Linked DNA regions of Homo sapiens: regions 2 and 3 are each linked to region 1. A link is a loop called in an ENCODE intact Hi-C map of the cell type or tissue named here. Cell type or tissue: heart left ventricle. All regions are shown on one strand. Each heading gives the region's core, and the rest is flanking DNA. Links, peaks and the distances in the headings are about the cores only.

Region 1 (6,466 bases), core at 830-5,829:
AAAAAAAAAAAAAAAAAAAAAAAAAAAAAAACTGAGGTGGCCATATCATTCGCCTCATGAGTTCATATAAAAATTAAGTGCTAAAATTTAATTCCCACCTTTATGAAGCTTATAACCTAGTTGAGGAGATATGGCTACATAAAAATCCATAGTGTAAGACCTAGTAGAATAACTACCATAAGCAAGACAGCCTGGTGTGGTAGAGAAAAAGCATGAACTTTGAAAACAAACACACTTGAGTTCAAACCTTGATTCTACTATTTGCTTGCTGTGTGACCTTTGGTAAATTACTAAGCTTCTCTGAGCTTGTATCCTCCCTTTCAAAAGGGAGAAATAATAACCAACTCATAAAATTATTGTAAAAATTCAGTGAGATAATGTGCACAAAGTGCTTGTTTCAATTCCTGGCACATCATAGGCAATGAATGCTAATTCCCTTCCACTGGTTTTTCAGTTCAACAAATGTTTATTGACTGTCTGCTCTGTGCCAAACACAAGTACTGAATACTGAAGATACACTCACCCACTCACTCAGTCAATAAAATGAGCCACAGTTCCTTCTGCCAAGGAGCTCCTAGTCCAGTGGGGTGAGCCACAGCCTGAGGCTTCCTGAGAAGTGTCATATGTGCATAGCCACTTGGGTTTCCTCATAGCCAGTTGGGTTTCCTCACAACATGGTGCTGGTTTGAAGAAGGAATGTTCCTGGCCGAGCATAGTGGCTCATGCCAGTAATCCCAGCACTTTGGGAGGCCGAGGTGGGAGGATTGTTTGAGCCCAGGAGTTCAAAACCAGCCTGGGCAACATAGTGAGACCCTGTCTCTACAAAATTAAAAAAATTAGCTGGGCTTGGTAGTGTATGCCTGTAGCCCTAGCTACTCAGGAGGCTGAGGCAAGAGGATCACTTGAGCCTGGAAGTCAAGGCTGCAAGGAGCTGTGATTACACCACTGCACTCCAGCCTCAAAAGTTATGCGGTATGCTATTGCTCATACTATTGGTTAAAGCCAACTGTATACTAGCCCCTAAGGGTAGGTAGGATTTTGTCAGAGAGATGAGAAGAAGGAAGAGAAAGAGGTTCCAGGCAGAGGACATGTTGTAAGTAAAGATAAGGTTTGGCGCACAAGAAACCAGGTGACCTGAATTTTAGTCTAAGACCTTCCCCTTTAACCAGCTGTATTTGTTTGGGTTCATGTCATCTGGAAAAAAAGAAGACTGAGTTAGATCAGTGGCTCTCAATCACAGCTGATGCTTTGGATACATGAAAAAAAAATGACTTCTGGGCTTCACCCTCGAACAATTAAATCAGAATGTCTGTGGATGAGACCCAGCATCAGTATTCTCTTTATTACAATATAGTTTACATACAACGTAATGCGTTCAAGTGAATATTTTAAGCGCCAATGAGTTTGACAAACGTATGTACCCATGTAATCACTTCCACAGTCAAGATAGAAAACACTGCCATCACCCTAAAAGTTTCCTTTGGCCCATTAGCTGCCAGTCCTTCCAACATCATCCCCAGATCACCACTGATCAGTGTTCTGTCACTATAGATTAGGTTTGTCCCTTCTAGAATTTCATCTAAAAGGATTCATATGCCTGTAATCCCAGCACTTTCAGAGGCTGAGGCAGGTGGATCACGAGGTAGGGAGTTCAAGACCAGCCTGGCCAACATAGTGAAACCCCATCTCTACTAAAAATACAGAAAATTAGCCGGGCGTGGTAGCAGGTGCCTGTAATCCCAGCTACTTGGGAGGCTGAGGCAGGAGAATCACTTGAACCCAGGAGGCAGAGGTTGCGGTGAGCGGAGATCATGGCACTGCACTCCAGCCTGGGTGACAGTCCAAGACTCCATCTCAAAAAAAAAAAAAAAGGATTCATACAGTAAGTATTATTTTGTCTGGCTACAATGAGGTATTAGCGTTTGTTTTAAAAGTTTCTCTGGGTGATTTTAATGAGAAGCAATGACTGGATGATCTTTCAGGACCCTTCCAGCTAAAAAGATGCCATGATTTCATCTGCTAGCCTAGAGGCACTTTATGAAAGTTGCATTTTGGGAATAATATATATGATAGATATCATTATAATAATTATGACAATGGTAATACTAATGTTTATTGATCTTTAACTATGTGCCCAGGCACTGTGCTAAGTTATTCATGTGTATTTTCTTATCTAAATCCTCACAGCAATCCAGGGGGTAGGTACTAATTTTATCCCTGATAACAGAGGTGGAAACTGAGACACAGGTTAACTTATCTAAGGTCAAGGAGCTCGCATGTGGTGGGATCAGAATTCAAATCCAGATTTTCTCACTATGAACAGAGACTGCTTTTAATCAAAATTCTGCAAGAGTTTCTACAAGGTGAAGTCTCAGCCCCCACTTCCTCGGACATGCTCGTAAGAAGTGTAAAGTGTTCCCAGATGAATGCTTTCAGCTTGTTGATGAGTTCCAGCTGGGGAGAAGAAATAATTCAACCGTACATTTAGCAAGAAGGCACAGAGCCTACCTCAATATGCAAAGGAATCCAGCTTGTTTCAAGTGTCAAGTGACAGTTTAGACAAGAGAAAAGGACTCAGTACAAATGAGATGGGACAGAGGTTGCATCCCGTGCATGTCTTCTGAGATATATACAAAATAGAGAAACAAAGACTAACTCATCCACTGATTTCACCGTAGTAATGCAGATTATTTCCTGACATTTCAATACACAGATACACACACACACACACCACACACACACACACACACACATCTATTTTCAGTTTTCAAAATATTCATCACTGTCACTACGAACAATGAACAACTAGTCTTATTTTGTGGTAGAGGAGTCTTCCCAGAGTACCTGACAGGTGACCAAATATCACCCTGCTCCTGCAAACCTATTTGATTCTGGGAGTCTTGGTAGACATGCTTGGTTGGTTTACAGCCTGTGCTTCTTATAAATTCACTAGTGGCTTAAAAAAAAAAAAAAGCATCAGCACGATGAAAATATATGTCTTTCTTAAGTTGCACTCACCCATGACATCCAAATCAAAGGCTTGTCAGCTGAGGTTGTCCCAGTTCCCTCCAAGAGAATATTAACAATTAATCCTGATCACCCGAAACAAACAGGTTCCTATTCAAATACTGGCTGTCAGTATCTGGCTGTCAAGCCAAGAGCAAGGCTAAGGCCTCAGCCTGCCCAGCTGTCTGCCCGCTGGGTGACAGTGTTGATCCATCTGAAATAAATGCGCTTTGTCCCTGGGCCAGAAAATACCAGGTCCCTAAAAGGAAAGACTGCAGCCAGATGGTGTTCTGAGGGCCTGGGGAAACGCTTTGCCTTCCTTCCCGGAGAGAAGCAGAATGATTCTGTGTTTTCTTTATCTTTCAAAGGAAGATGTGAGGTGAAGCATTGTTCTGATGTTACCATATTGGGCTAGGTTTCTCTGGGCGAAGTGCTACCGCGAATGATGTGATTACACATAATAAATTACTTGCATTTTCCTGATAATTTAATGAGGGCAAAGAGCTTGCAATGAGCGTTGTGAAAACTCAGCTGAAAATTCATTTCAGCTGTTTGTTCGGATGCATGGGGCTGGAAGGATTCTTTAACTGAGGTGTTCTTTTTTATACACATGTGCATCCAGGGCTCTGGGGTGGGACAAGATTGTCTCTGTGGAATATTATTTCCAAATTGCCAGCTCACATATTTACATTATTCTATCTGTTCTGACGTGATCCTTGACTTCAAGAGGGAAGAGAGTTCCTGTCCAGATACAAATACTGTTCAGATGCAAATACAGGAACAGGCCAGCTGCAGTGGCTCATGCCTATAATCCTAGCACTTCCCTGGGAGGCTGAGGTGGGAGGATCACCTGAGGCCAGGAGTTCAGGACCAGCCTGGTCAACGTGGTGAAACCCCGTCTCTAATAAAAACACAAAAATTAGCCAGGCATGGTGGCGTGTGCCTATAATTCCAGCTACTTGGGAGGCTGAGGCAGGAGAATCACTCCAGCCTGGGTGACAGAGTGAGACTCCATTTCGAAAAACAACAAAAACAGGAACAAATACTGTAGTCTGTAGTTACAATTCCAGGTGACCAGTGGAAATGGTGGAAGTGTGTAGTGACACCGCAGTAGAGGAGAGAGAATGATGGAACCAGCCATGTCTCTCCTTTAAAGGGACAAGACAGAAAATGAATTGAGTGCTTCAGGAGGCTTTAAAAGGCTTGGTTTGGGCCATTTTTTGTTCTCCTCCACCGTACCTCTCCAAAGATGGAGTAAAGAGAATAGTGACTCAAAACATTGTGACTCTTCATCACAATGTTTTATGAGGAATGAAGCCATGTTAATTTTTTTTTAAGCGAGACAGAGTCTGTCACCTAGACCGGAGTGCAGTGACACAATTATAGCTCACTGCAGCCTTGACTCCTGGGCTCAAGGGATCCTCCCGCCTCAGCTTCCTAAGTAGCTAGGACGGCAGGCACACACCATCACACATGACTAATTTTATTTTTTGTAGATTTGAGGTCTCACTATGTTGCCCAGACTGGCATCAAACTCCTGGCCTTAAGTGATAGATCCTCCTGCCTCATCTTCCCAAAATGGGGGGATTACAGGCATGAGCCACTGCCCCGAGCCAAAGTCATGTTTACGTGAGCCTTTGTCCCAAATTCTTATAATCAGGTTGAAAGACTAAAATAGAATTATCAACTTAAGAAATTATATCACAAAACTTTTAGTACTTAGTATATGTGCTGCCGAAGCGAGCACAACAAAACTTATAGTACTTAAATAGTTTCTTGGCTGGGCATAGTAGCTCAGGCCTGTAATCTCAGCACTTTTGGAAGCTAGACAGGAAGATTGCTTGAGACCAGGCATTCAAGACCAGCCTGGGCAACATAGTGAGATCCCATCAAAAAAAAATTATTTTTAAGTTTCTTTTTTCACCTTTGTTTTATTTAATATTATTTGATCCAACTTATTTGAGCCAATTTAGCACATTTATATTTTATTACAAGTGACATAATAAAGGTTTGGGTTTTTTAATAACAAAGGTTTTTGATATTTCAACTACACTACAACTGCAGTCATATTTTCTAAAGGAGCTCTCCTTGAGTTCTGAGAATCTCAAATGAGGGTGAAGAATACAAACAGGTGGGCTGTGGATTGGGCTTTTGCTCTCTGAGACTCACACAGACACTGAGCATCACGGAGCCAAGGACCATCAAAGCCAGAGGGTGAAGCTGTTGAGCTGTGAGTCACTTCCCTGTCTCTCCTCTTCAGACACTTCAAAGCCTTTTCTAACTTTAGCTACCGAACACCCAGACAGCATGGGCCCTCTTAGGGCAAACTGCAACCACACGCATTTTTTTTTTTTTTTTGAAAGGGAGTCTCACTCTTGTTGCCCAGGCTGGAGTGCAGTGGCATGATCTTGGCTCACTGCAACCTCCGCCTCCTGGATTCAAGCGATTCTCCTGCCTCAGCCTCCTGAGTAGCTGGGATTACAGGTGTGTGCCACCATGCCTGGCTAATTTTTGTATTTTTAGTAGAGATGAGGTTTCACCGTGTTGGCCAGGCTGATCTCAAATTCCTGACCTCAGGTGATCCACCTGCCTCGGCCTCCCAAAGTGCTGGGATTACAGGCATGAGCCACCGTGCTCCACTCCACATGCATTTTTGTATCCTATTCAGTATATATTAAGGATATTTTATCAGAGTTTTGGTAGCCTCTACCCTGCAGGGACCAACCACATGATCAGCAGAGAGGGTAAAAGGATTTATGAGAGGAGGCCTTGGGCAGCAGAGATTGAGAACTTTCTGGGACTTACCAGAACAGAGCAGTAAGCAGCTCCAGGAACACCCATATCTTTCTGTCCCTGCAGAGATGTGCACACATCTACTCATCTTCCTATTTCTTTTCTTTTCTTTGAGACAGTCTTGCTCTGTCACCCAGGCTGGAGTCCAGTGGCACAATCTCGGCTCACTGCAACCTCCACCTCCTGGGTTCAAGCGATTCTCCTGCCTCGGCCTCCCGAGAAGCTGGAATTAACAGGTGCCTTCCACCAGGCCGGGCTAATTTTTGTATTTTTAGTAGAGACAGGGTTTCGCTATGTTGGCCAGGCTGGTCTCAAACTCCTGACCTCAGGTGATCCACCGCCTAGGCCTCCCAGAGTGGTGGGATTACAGGCGTGAGCCACTGCACCCAGGCCACATCTTCCAATTTATTTTACCTTCTTAGTATTCCGATCCTGAAGGTCTTTGGAGGCTTATATGACTGCTTTGTGAGAAGTCAGCACCACAGATTATTTGCAGGGAGGGTCCTCTGGTATACTTTGATTTTTGAAAATGCAGAAAAGCATAAAGAAAGAAATTAAAAGCATTCACACTTCTGCTACCCAGAACTAAGCACTGCTAATGGTTAGGTGTATGAGCACACCTCATTCTACTGTGCTTTGTAGTTATTGCATTTCACAAATATCGTGA
Region 2 (6,191 bases), core at 506-5,505, 790 kb after region 1:
CACTGGCCACAGCCTTCTTGGCTGCATCCTCCAGGTCAACGGCTGAAGTAATGGGGAGTCTGCTGTTGAGTATTTCCTGGGCCTCTTGGACGTTGGTTCCTTCAAGCCAAACCACAAGGGGCACCTTGAGTTCTAGCTCCTGGCAGGCTTTGGTGATCCCATTGGCAATGATGGCACAGTTGACGATACCACCAAAAATATTGACAAGGATGGCTTCAACCTTAGGATCAGCTGTGGGCAATGTGAATGCTTGATATACTTGAGCTTCCTTTACACCACCTCCAAGATCCAAGAAGCTGGCTGGCTTCCTACCATTAAGGAAAATGATATCACAAGTAGCCATGGCGAGCCCAGCACCATTCACAAAGCAGGCAATGTTCCCATCTAGTCCTATGTATTTTAGATCATATTTGGCAGCTTCATTTTCAATGGGCTCATTCTCTGATTTGTCGTCCATAGCAAATATGTCTTTTTGTTGGAATTCTGCATTGTCATCAAAGTTTATCTTGGCATCAAAACAGACAACTTGTCCTTCTGGAGTTTCACCAAAGGGATTCACTTCCACCTGAGTAGCATCAATTTTCAGGAAGAGATTATACAGCTTCGTAATTTGATCTGCAGCCTGGCTTTTCAAAGGCCCAACGAAGCCTAGATTTTCTGCCATCCGCTGAGCTTGGCTGTCCTTTATTCCTTCAAAAATGTCAATTTGCTCCTTAAAAATGAGCTCTGGGTTTGAAGCAGCCACCTCTTCAATGTCGATGCCCTCCTGGGGGCTGCCCACCAGCATGGGGCCATTGCAGGACTGGTCCATCAGAATTGCCAGGTAGGTTTCTCTGGAAATGTCCAAGGCTTCAGCAACCATCACCTTGTTAACTTTCACACCTTCTTTTGGAGTTTGTTTTGTCGCTAGATTGTACCCAATCATCTGTTTAGCCAGCTGTCCCACAACATTAGGGTCTTTTGTTAAATGAACACCTCTTTTCAAACCACTATTGAAGACACCTTTTCCTCTTCCTCCAGCTAAGATCTGGGCTTTTAAAACAATTTCTTTTGCATTTAGTCTCTTAGCGGCCTCAAGAGCTTCATTCGCAGTGTCTGCTACAAAGAATCTTTGAACTGTCACTCTGTTATCAGACATCAGTTTCTTGCTCTGGCATTCCTGCAGGCTCAGCCATCTTCTGGAGGTTAATTGAACTGCCCGGGACCTGGCCACCAGGAAGCGGGGCAGCAGCGCTAGGGCTTGCAGAAGCTTCCAGGCCTGCGCTGCCATGGGGGACGCTATCTTAAACAGGAAACCTAGCACTCTAACAGCCTTTTAACTACTGCCCCTTTCCCTTTTTTCCTGCCTTGTGTGAAGATGTGATGCGTGGAACCGTGGCAGCCATCTTGCAACCATGAAGTGATGAGAATGAGAACTAAAAGCCAAGCAGCTAAGGATGGCAGAAGAAAGCCGGACAGGAGCTGGGTCTCTGTGAGCCCCGTTGAGCAGTTGAGTCAATGCTGGGAATCATCTGTCTGGAGACTTCTTGTGATGTGAAGTCTTAAATGTCTTTCCTTATGCCTTTGATAATGGCCATTAGTTGCATCATAAGCCATTTGTAATTGACACAGGGAGTAGGAAGATGAAGGTAACAATGTGAGCAAACTTATCACATGTTGATGTGGCGCTCTTGAAGCAGCTATTTTAGTCTGAGAGGCAGTTTTTTTGTTTGTTTGCTTTTTTTTAGGTAGCTGGGGGGAAAGCCAAACTATTAAATATTTAGTTTTTAATTATTGTTACTAAGTAGTACATTCAGTAGTCATCAGGCCCACATCCCTTGTCCCTTGTTTGTCTTTTTCACTTAGGCCTGCTTTGAATTTTTAATATAAAACAGTGTTTCGAGCAATTTTGTGGAGAGTGTTTTCAAATGGTCACATCAGACATTCCCTGGGTCAAAATGGCCACAGCAAATAGGCCTCCGCCAAGTGTATGGCCTCACCTGGAGCAAAGGCACGGGAGGCAGGGATCTGTGGAGTAGGGTGAGGACACAGCAAGTTAAGATGGGGGCGGGGTCATGTGGAGTGGAACTCAGAGAGTTGGGGGTTGAGTGTAGAGTAGAATAGGGGCAAAATATGTGAAATGCAGGGCTTGGGAAAGGTGGGAGCCCTTCTTTCCCAAATGCAAATTGGGAGCACCCATTTCACTGGGATGTTCTTGGCCTCCATCCCATCCTGCCTATTTTGTGCACCTTCAGATGGCCTGCTCTCATCTCAGCCCCACCTGGGGGCCTGTGAGAAACGTGGTTGCCCCAGTGTCACACAGGAAGTATGGCTGTCTCTGCTGCTGAGGTCTAAAGTCCATCCTGGGGTGAAGATGTGGTCGTCTGGTTGGAATCAGGGACCAGGAGACTTGACTGGAAGTTTCTAGTGTCTGATGCTGGTTGCTTAGGGGAGTCACCAGACAGTCCCCATGATGCCACCTGCAGAGGAAGTAGAAAGATGAGATCCAGAGATCCAGAGCAGAGAGAGAGTGGAGGACCCAGCGGCCGATGGGGACAGTGCAGAGCATCCCCATCCATATTCAGACATGCAGATGGATTGGAGTACTTGACGATGATTGCATAGCATCCGGATTGGGAATGACGAATTCAGCCTCCACCACAAGTGCAAAGTCCCTGGGACCAGCTGTCCAGAGTCACCCAGTTCTTAATCACTAGACCTCTGGAGATAATGGTCCCCATCCTCACACTTCACCCTTCCCCAGACTGCCCCAAATGTAGCTCTTCTGATGACAGTATTCTCCAGGCTTTATGAAGTTTTACTAATTGTGGCTGGTTAGTTATTTCTGAAGAAATTGTTTCTAGTCCCGGTGTTGAAGGATAGCACTTGAGCAAACAGACAAAACACTTAATAAACATTCCAAGGCCATTGGCCTTTGGAGAAAGCTTGTCTTTTGGTCATATCACTTCTTCTAATGTGGCTTTTTTCCCCCTCAGAGAAGGGTGTTAGAGGACAGGGCATTTTCCCTCTAGACATTGTCAGCGGGACAGTTCCATGAGTGTATTGGCGGTTCCTGGTCATGTGCTGTGATCACCAAGGTTCAGCCATTTTTGTGTCTGGGGAACCGGCAGGTTCCTTCGGTATAACGCTCCCCATTGCTGAGGTTATAGCAACCTCTAGGGGTTGCCACGGGTTACTGTGCTGGCTACAGTGTCTTGGATCCCTTTAAAGTTGGAGTTCTCAGGGTTTCCTACAGGTGTTCCAGGGGAGCACGGAGGGTCTGATGGCTGGACTTTAGCGTCGCCTCCATCTGCTGCCCATGGTCTGCAACTTAGGGTGTCAGCTTGCCTAGACCCACCTAAGAATCACCCCCACTCTAACTGCACACACGCAACATACACACGTGCGCACACAGCCCCTGCTCTGAAGGGGGTGTGCATTTGCCTCACTCCTCTTGTTGAAGCCCCCCGAGTTCCCCTAGTTCTTCCCTATGTCCCCAACCTCCTCATTCGCTGAACACAAACAAGTGTGTTTGTGTTCACATGTGGCCCTGGAGAGCTGTTGCCAAGCGGCATTTACCATTTTCCTGAATCTCTTAGCAGGGGCGTTCCAGGCTCTAGTTTTTATGATTTATCTCAAAATCCAATCCAATCTCGTCACCCTCTGCTTACAGCCTGTGGCAATTTCCCATTTCCCCTTCTTGTGGCCTATAAGGCCCCTTTCCCGTCTCCCTGCCCTCTTCACCCTCGTCTCTCCTGACACACCATCCCCACCTGCTAGTCAGAATGAATTTCTTTTTGTACTTCAAAAGCTCTCTTCTTATTCTTGAAATGTTACAATTAATCCCATGTGGCCACAGCTCTGTGTACAGCATGGCAGTGTCTAATAATTAGTTATGAGTGTGTGGGTATCATCCAGTATTCAGCAGGGCAACTGTGATTTGCCCACTGCAAAGCTCCAAGTACCCACTTTGAAAGATACCAAAGAAGGTTAAGACACAGTTCCTACTTCCAGGGAATTTTACCTTCTAGTTGGGTAAGACATGAACACATGAAATGACTAGAAAACAAGGAAGTGTTAAAACAGAGGTTGCAAACTGGTGGACTATGAGCTGAAGCTAGGCCTTAAAAAATGTGTCTTGTTTCAAAATAACAATCTTAGCCAGCTCAGTTGTCATTTTCCAATTTTTAAAATTCTGGTAAAATACATATAACATTAAATTTACTATTTCAACCATTTTTAAGTGTGAAATTCAGTGGCACTAAGTACATTCATATTGGTGTGCAGCCATCCCCACCGTCTACCTCCAGAACTTTTTTCATAATTTTTTTTTTTTTTTAAGATGGAGTCTCACTCTGTCACCCAGGCTGGAGTGCAGTGGCGCGATCTCGGCTCACTGCAACCTCCGCCTCCCAGGTTCAAGCGATTCTCCTGTCTCAGCCTCCCAAGTAGCTGGGACTACAGGCACCTGCCACTGTGCCCAGATAATTTTTTGTATTTTTAGTGGACATGAGGTTTCACCATGTTGGCCAGGCTGGTCTCAAACTCCTGACCTCAGGTGATCTACCCACCTCGGCCTCCCAAAGTGCTGGGATTACAGGCGTGAGCCACTGCACCCAGCCTAGAACTTTTTTCATCTTGCGAATCTGAAACTTTGTACCCATTAATCACTAATTCCCCATTCTTGCCCCCCACCCACTTCCTGGCAACCACCATTTCACTGTCTCTGTGGTTTTGACTAAGTATTGCAGCTCATACGAATGGAATCGAACAGTAATTTATCCTTCTATTACTGACTTATTTCATTTAGCAGAATGTCCTGAGGATTCATCTGTGTTGCATATATCAGCATTTCCCTCCTCGTAAGGCTAAATAATATTCCATCATGTGATATATATATATGTGTGTCACATTTTGCTTATCTATTCATTTGTCAATGGACACTTGGGTTGCATCCGCATTTTAGCTCTCATGAATAATGCTGCTATGAATATGGGTGTACAAATATATCTTCAAGACTCTGCTTTCAGTTCTTTTGAGTATATACCCAGAAGTGGAATTGCTGGATCATATGCTAATTCTATTTTTAAATGTTTGAGGAACTGCCATACTGTTTTCTACAGCAGCTGCACCGTTTTCCATTCCCACCAACAGCGCTCCAATTTCTCTACATCCTCACCAACACTTATTTTCTATTTTGTTTTTGTTTGGTTTTGTTTTTTACTAGTAGCCGTTGTAATGGATGTGAGGTGGCCAACACAGTTAATTTTTAAAAAATTAGTTATCAATGTCTTAAAATCAAATTTCACTTTAAAAATGTATATTTTCAGTTTTTTTGAAAAATTGGAAAACTCTGGCTGGTCTGGCCTGTCCTTGTCCCTGGTAACAGTTGGCTAGAGCTAAGTAGCAACTGCCCCTTGGCACAGGGCAGGGCCTGCAATTTCCAGCTCAGCTCGCACCTCTCCTGTAGGTTCCTTAACACAAAAAATAAAAGCAGGTGCCTCTCACCCCAGCACTGCCACTTTTCCCCACTGAACGGTCAGGAAGAGAGGATTTTCCTTGTATTCATCCTTGATAAAATGTGGCAAAACTAAAAGCAGACAGGGAGATAGGGAGTGAATGTCATTTTTGTGATAGTGTATACTGATTATGTTTAATTGGTAGATTAGTCCATTCTCACACTGCTGTAAAGAAATACCTGAGACTGGGTAATTTATTTTTATTTTAAAAAGAGGTTTAACTGGATCATGGTTCTGCAGGCTGTACAGGAAGCATGACGGCATCAGCTCCTGGGAGGCCTCAGGGAACTTACAATCATGGCAGAAGATGAAGGGGGCGGAGTGAGGCATCTCATGGTGGGAGAAGGAGCAAGAGAGAGAGGTGGGTAAGTGCTAGCCAGTTCTCATGTAACTGGTTACACAACCAGTAAATAACCTGTTGAGAATAACCAATTCTCATGAGAACTCTATCACGAGAACAGCACCCAAGGGTTGGTACTAAACCCTTCGTGAAGGATCCACCCCTATAATCCAATCACCTCCCACCAGGCCCCACCTCCAACTCTGGGGATTACAATTGAACATGAGGTTTGGGTAGGGACACGGATCCAAACCATATCAATTGGCAAATACAGTTTCTTATAGTCAAGCACTTCACTCATGTTAGTTCTTCCTGGCCCCTATAGGCATTTGAGTTTGTGATCCTTGGGTTAA
Region 3 (6,191 bases), core at 506-5,505, 780 kb after region 1:
GTTGTACCTCCCATTTCTCACCAAACTTTCAATTTATTCATCTATTTGCTAATATTAGTATGGAATCACTGTTTCCTATTTTATTCAAAGGGTTGTAATCCATGATTATTATTCATTTTAATAACAAGTTGAACCCTGTACAGCTGTGGGAACTCATTTAAGCAATGTTTTGTGTCCTTTTGCCATGTCCTCATTATTCTTTGAGCAAGCACGTGCTCCAGGCTCATGTTGTACTTTCCTTGCCCTAGACCTAGAACTGACCGTTCTTGTAAGGAGCCTGGGTTGCATTTGGTGGAAAACTGCATTTTAAAGCCAAGATCTGGATTCTAGGTTTGCTCTGCTATTAGGGCATCACCACTCCCAGGTCGTCATAGTAGACAGGGTAGGGAATACATTTTGTATATGGATATATGTATGTGTGTATAGTATGTAATGATACAGGTACATACATAGACATCTGTTATGGACTGAATCTTTGAGTCCCCCAAAATTCATATGTTGAAGCCCTAGTCCCAATTGTGATAGTATTTAGAAATGGGGCTTGTGGAAGGTAATCAAGGTTAAATTAGGTTATTAGGGTGGGGTCTTCATGATGGCATTAGTGGCCTTATAAGAAGAGAGGGCATGGCTGGGCGAGGTGGCTCACACCTGTAATCCCAACACTCTGGGAGACCAAGGCAAGTGGATCACTTGAGGTCAGGAGTTCAAGACCAGCCTGGCCAAATGGTGAAACCGCGTCTCTACTAAAAATACAAAAAATTAGCTGGGCATGATGGCACATGCCTATAATCCCAGCTACTCGGGAGGCTGAGACAGGAGAATCGCTTGAACCTGGGAGGCAGAAATTGCTGTGAGCCAAGATTGCACCACTGCACTCCAGCCTGGGCAACAGAGCAAGACTTCGTCTCAAAAAAAAAAAAAAAAAAAGAGCAGCAGTCTCTCTTTCTCATTCTCTCTTTCTGTCCCATGATGTAAGGACACAGTGTGAAGGTAGGGAGCAAGCCAGGAAGAGGGCCCTAGCCAGCATCTTGATCTCGGACTTCCCAGTCTCCAGAACTATGGGCAATACATGTCTGTTGTGTAAGCCACCCAATCTAGTGTATTTTGTGATAGTAACCTGAGCTGACTAAGACAATGTCTGTATTTATTTATATACTTATATGCATTTATATAAAAATTTAAATCTCTGCTGATTTCTGCATCTATGTCTATATTGAAAATCATGAGTGCGCACTAATACCTCCAATACCAATCAACACCTCTGGGTTTATTCAAGCTCTCCTTTCCATATTTGTAACTTCTTTCTCCTACAGTGAAAGCACGGACTTCCATTGTCTCTAACATATTTACTCATTTTCTCCACTCCCTCTGTATAACAAATTTCCCATCTCTGCTGCCCACATCTCCACCATGTGGGTGATGGTTGGGTACTAACAGTGCTGACTGCCTCGCCCTACTTGGATCTAAGACAACCTTGCTGGTGGCCCCAGTGCATGTACCTCCCTGCCACCCTCTCTGGCTTTGACACATGCTCCAGGCTGCCCATTCAAGGAAGCCCTCTTCCACCCTTCTGGATTGATGACTCTGCCGGGTACCCCCTCCCCTGTGTCCTCCTCCCCATGCCTGAGCTCGGCCACCCTGCTCTAGGCTACCAGCCCCTCCCACCATGGGTCCCTGCCTTACTCTGTTCAACTAACTGCTAATGGCTTTAAAACTGAATTATTCTGGAAGGAAAGGGAACAAGGAAAGGAAGAGCATTTTATTGTGGGTTTTTTCCTGATTATTTTAGTAATACAAAATGACTTGGAGACATTTGGGGAAATATAGAAGAGACAGAGAAAGATAAAAATCCGCATTAATTCTTCCACCTAGAGAAAACCATTATTATCCCTTTCCCTCCAAAAACGTTGAACTTAAACAAAAACAACCTTCACCACCCAACCCTACCCACGAAACTACTACTTTCCTCAGTTGAGAAAAGAATATATGCACATGCCGGGCACGGTGGCTCACGCCTGGAATCCCGGCACTTTGTGAGGCCGAGGCAGGCGAATCACGAGGTCAGGAGTTTGAGAACAGCCTGGCCAACGTGGCGAAACCTTGTCTCTGCTAAAAATATAAAAATTGGCCAGGCATGGTGGCCCGCACCTGTAATCCCAGCTGCTCGGGGAGGCTGAGGCTTGAGAATTGCTTTAACCCAGGAGGCGGAGTTTGCAGTGAGCTGAGATTGCACCATTGCACTCCAGCCTGGGCGACAGAGTGAGACTCCATCTCAAAAAAAAAAAAAAAAAAAAAAAAAAAAAAAAAAGAATATGTGCACATGGTTGAAAAATTCAGAAGTAACCTTCCTTCCCACCCAGATCCCCAAGACCCCTCCCCAGATGCAACTGTTGATATCTGTGTATTGTGTATTCTTCCAGCTATTTTCTATGCATATATAATATATGTTTACTCCATTTCTCAACCAAATTGAATTTTACCTTTCTTACATATTTCCTCTTAGTCTTTTTGCTCTGCATGTATATAATCTAGCAAAATATGAACTTTTTCCTATAAGTTGTCACTTGAAGTGCCTGCACAATTTTCCATCATGTATGTGTTTCATTGGTTTCATCTCCTGTTGTTGGGTATCTGCAGTTTTTTACTATCATAAATGATGGGCTTTGTCTTTATTGTGCCAGGGGAGTCATGAAGCCAACCCAGCACAGTGAAGCAGTTCAGCTGCTTTTGGTGGCTAGTAATAGAATGTTGAGCCAAAACTGGCTAAAACAATAGAGGTTTATTTTTCTCAATAATAAGCATTCCAAGGCCGGGTGCGCTGGCTCACGCCTGTAATCCCAGCACTTTCGGAGGCTGAGGCTGGTGAATCATCTGAGGTCAGGAGTTCAAGACCGGGCTGGCCAACATGTTGAAACACCGTCTCTACCAAAAAAAAAAAAAAAAAAAAAAATTAGCCAGGCATGGTGGCTCATGCCTATAATTCCAGATACTTGGGAGGTTGAGGCACAAAAATTGCTAGAACCCGGGAGGCAGAGGTTGCAATGTGTTGAGATCGTGCCACTGTGCTCCAACCTGGGGGACAGAATGAGACTCTGTCTCAAAAAAAAAAAAAAAAAAAAAAAAAAAAAAAAGCATTCCAGAGGTGGGTGATTAAACCAGTTTTGCCCAAGATGCTAAAACACAGAAGATAACATTTCAAAGCCAAGTCACTATAGGTAGAATTTCCAAAGCGCAGGTTTGAGGGCCTCTCCCTGTGTTCCTGAACTCCTCACCCTTTTCAGGATTGAGAGAGGGGAAAGAGAAGATTCTTCAACTGTTTTTTTTCTTCAGATTTCTTCTGAGGTGCCCAGGATGGAGGTTTTACTGCCCTCAACTTAAGGCAGGTCTCAGACAGAGCATTGAGACCTACTTCTTGACTGACAAGTGAGAGAGCTATCGAGACCTGTGGCTGCCAGACAGGAGGCCTATGCTGGAGGCAGCCACTGTGATGCTGAGTGCTTCTCCGGCTCTGGCATGCAGCACTCAGGAGAGAAATGCTGCTAGTCCAATGAGGGCAGGGGATCCCCTCAGAAGAAAGTGGGAAGTGGGCACAGCACCCCTGTGAGGCTGAGGGAGGAGACCCCAGGACAGATGCATCCCCTCAAGAGACCTGCAGGGAATCCCGGAGTAGCAATCTCCTAAGAGCCTGCAGAAGTATCCGTGAGAAAAAAATCAGTTGGGTCACAACAGAGACCCCAGCTGGCTTTTAGCAGTACCCACTTAGGAAAGACTCTACCGGTTGTCTTTCCCACGCCCTGGCCCTAAGGGATCAAGCACACCCTAGCAGCCTCGTAGGGGTGAGCGTTGGGTGGAAGGAGAAGAAGCATGAGGCAGAAAAAGAAAGAAACACCAGCCATGGCCTCTTTACACTTCAGGCTGTGGGCCTGAGACAGGCCTGGTGATGGAACGGAGACACGATGCAAAATCAGATTCAGGCTTTTATTCATCTTGTACTATTCTGATTCCACAACTGCAAATCTGTTGGCTAGGGAAAGTGACTTTGGGTTATCTGTTACCTGAGGGTGAGGACAAAAGTCATGGACCTGCCAGAGTTTTCATCCAGTAGGGGAATATCACCCCACTGAAGAGTTTCCAGGGCCAATGGGAGCAACAGTAGAGTTCATTTTCATCACACCTAATGAGCTGTGTCCTTGACATTCCAGTTACAAGCAGAGCTAAAGTGGCTGAAGCAACAGAGGTTTATTTTTATTTTTATTTTTTGAGACGGAGTTTCACTCTTGTCGCCCAGGCTGGAGTGCAGTGGCACGATCTCAGATCACTGCAACCTCCACCTCCCGGGTTCAAGCAATTCTCCTGCCTCAGGCTCCCGAGTAGCTGGGATTACAGGTGCCCACCACCACACCCGGCTAATTTTTGTATTTTCAGTAGAGACGGGGTTTCACCATGTTGGCCAGGCTGGTCTCGAACTCCTGACCTCAGGTAATCCACCCACCTCGGCCTCCCACAGTGCTGGGATTATAGGCATGAGCCACCGCACCCGGCCGAGGGTTTATTTTTCTCACCTAAAAAGAAGTTGGGAGGCAGGTGGCTGCAGGGTTGATTTATTAGCTCAGTGAAGGCCAAGGACCATGCTCAGCCGTCCTCTTGCTCTTGCTCTACTGGCCTCCGTCTATCAGTAATGTCTCCCCTCCTGGCCACAAGATGGCTGCCCTGGATCCAGGCATCACATCCTCACACAGAAAAACATGCTAGACAGGCTCTCCTTCCCTTTTACAGAGAGGAAAATCTCTTCTAGAAGTGCCCCCGAAAGACCAACTTTATGACTCTTGAGCCAGAACTTGGTCACATGTCCATCCCTCCAGCACATTTCCTGAACGTCTCCACTTCCTTACTGCCTAAGTTTCCTCAAACCACTGTAAACTAGAATCAGTACCTCCCTCCCAAGAATTGCATCCAATGAGGTCATCGACCACCTAATTGCCAAAACCAGTGCATGCATTTCACAGCCTGGCCTTACTTGGTTTCTAGATTGGTCAACACTGGAGACCTCTTCCTGTTCTTTGAAGCTTAATCCCTTAGGGTGTTTTCTCTCCAGGTCTCCGTGTACCTCTCCACCACTCTTCAGGGTTCTGTGGCTCCCCGTCCTTCCTACACACCCTCTGTGGACCCAGCTGCCGCCTGTGTGGCAAATACTACTACAGTTACATAGCTAGTAGCATCTACCTCTTTTATAAGCAGTGGATCTATATTTTAAATTTCTTATATAATATTGGTTCAGGATGTTCCTAGAGAACCTCAAACGAAAACACCAAGGTCATTGTTTTTTCCCTTACACCAAGTCTGCTCTTTCTGTACTCTTTATTTCCATTAAAAGGCACCACCACCACCCAAGCTAGAAACCTCAGAACCATCTTCCTTGTCATTACCACCATCAACCCATGTCAATTCTACCTTCTAAATACATCTCAAAATCATCATCTCTCCATCTCAACCGCAGCTGCACTAGTTCTGGTCCAGTTCTTCCCAGGACAGTTCTAACAGCCTTTTTTTTTTCTTTTACAACTTACAAAACATAATTTTATTTAAACTTGTATAGATAAAAATCTACCAAAATTTAAACAAAAACTTTATCCAAATCCTTTCCCACAACAAAATTGGACATCATGGAAAAAAAAAACATTCAGATAAGGTTCCCATCTTTCTACCATCAACTGGTAGATCCTGGGAGGATGAGGTGTAAGAGATAAACGAGGAGAGAAGATACTGATACCCAACACAATTTGATCTTCAGTGTTGTCTCATCTTGAAATGACTTAATAACAGAGATTTCCATAAGAATCAGGATTCATTTTTGACCCAAAAATGGAAGCTTCCACTCCAAAGTCACAAATAAGGTTTCTGGTTTTATTTTTAGTGTGAGGTAAACAGTATATTCAATATTAAACCAAATGGTAAAAACACATGGATGGTATATTAATGCAGACCTTCCATTATTAAGTATATTTTGGAACACTCATGGATTTTTCAAACATATGTTGGAATTAGAAACCTGTAAAATCTGCTGCAGTGTGTAATAGCTATTTGTTTGAATGTCTTGGCAGTGCCTTTTTAGTAGCTAATGTTCAGTGTAATCTTGTGCCTTTTTAGTAATTAATATATTAAATATAATCTTGTCTGAGTTTTTAAATGGT

The links. A loop is a pair of places that touch in the nucleus more often than their neighbours do. Peaks named below come from ENCODE experiments on the same cell type or tissue, not always from the same donor. Only the 100,000 strongest peaks of a DNase experiment are listed, where the experiment ranks them.
Region 2: a loop joins it to region 1, with 9 times the contacts of the local background. A loop is called at or near these places in 30 of 110 quality-filtered maps.
Region 3: it touches region 1 in a loop (8-fold over the local background); 29 of 110 quality-filtered maps call a loop at or near these places.

The regions. Positions count from the first base shown.
Region 1 is chr12:95,333,380-95,339,845 of GRCh38, reverse strand. It overlaps LOC105369917 (a long non-coding RNA gene), which reads left to right. Exons shown (of 11, transcript XR_001749265.1): 11 at 2,188-2,276. Among named protein-coding and RNA genes, the nearest start is that of MIR3685, 27 kb to the right of the region's middle. RefSeq lists an enhancer at 4,009-4,925. In heart left ventricle, for the core only: CTCF peaks have their summits at 3,194 and 5,207; a DNase peak (open chromatin) is centred at 3,205; H3K27ac peaks cover 699 bases.
Region 2 is chr12:94,543,332-94,549,522 of GRCh38, reverse strand. It overlaps the pseudogene SUCLG2P2. Among named protein-coding and RNA genes, the nearest start is that of MIR5700, 15 kb to the left of the region's middle. In heart left ventricle, for the core only: a CTCF peak has its summit at 3,156; no DNase peak of the experiment used is centred there.
Region 3 is chr12:94,549,921-94,556,111 of GRCh38, reverse strand. It overlaps the pseudogene SUCLG2P2. Among named protein-coding and RNA genes, the nearest start is that of MIR5700, 8.8 kb to the left of the region's middle. In heart left ventricle, for the core only: no CTCF peak of the experiment used is centred there; no DNase peak of the experiment used is centred there.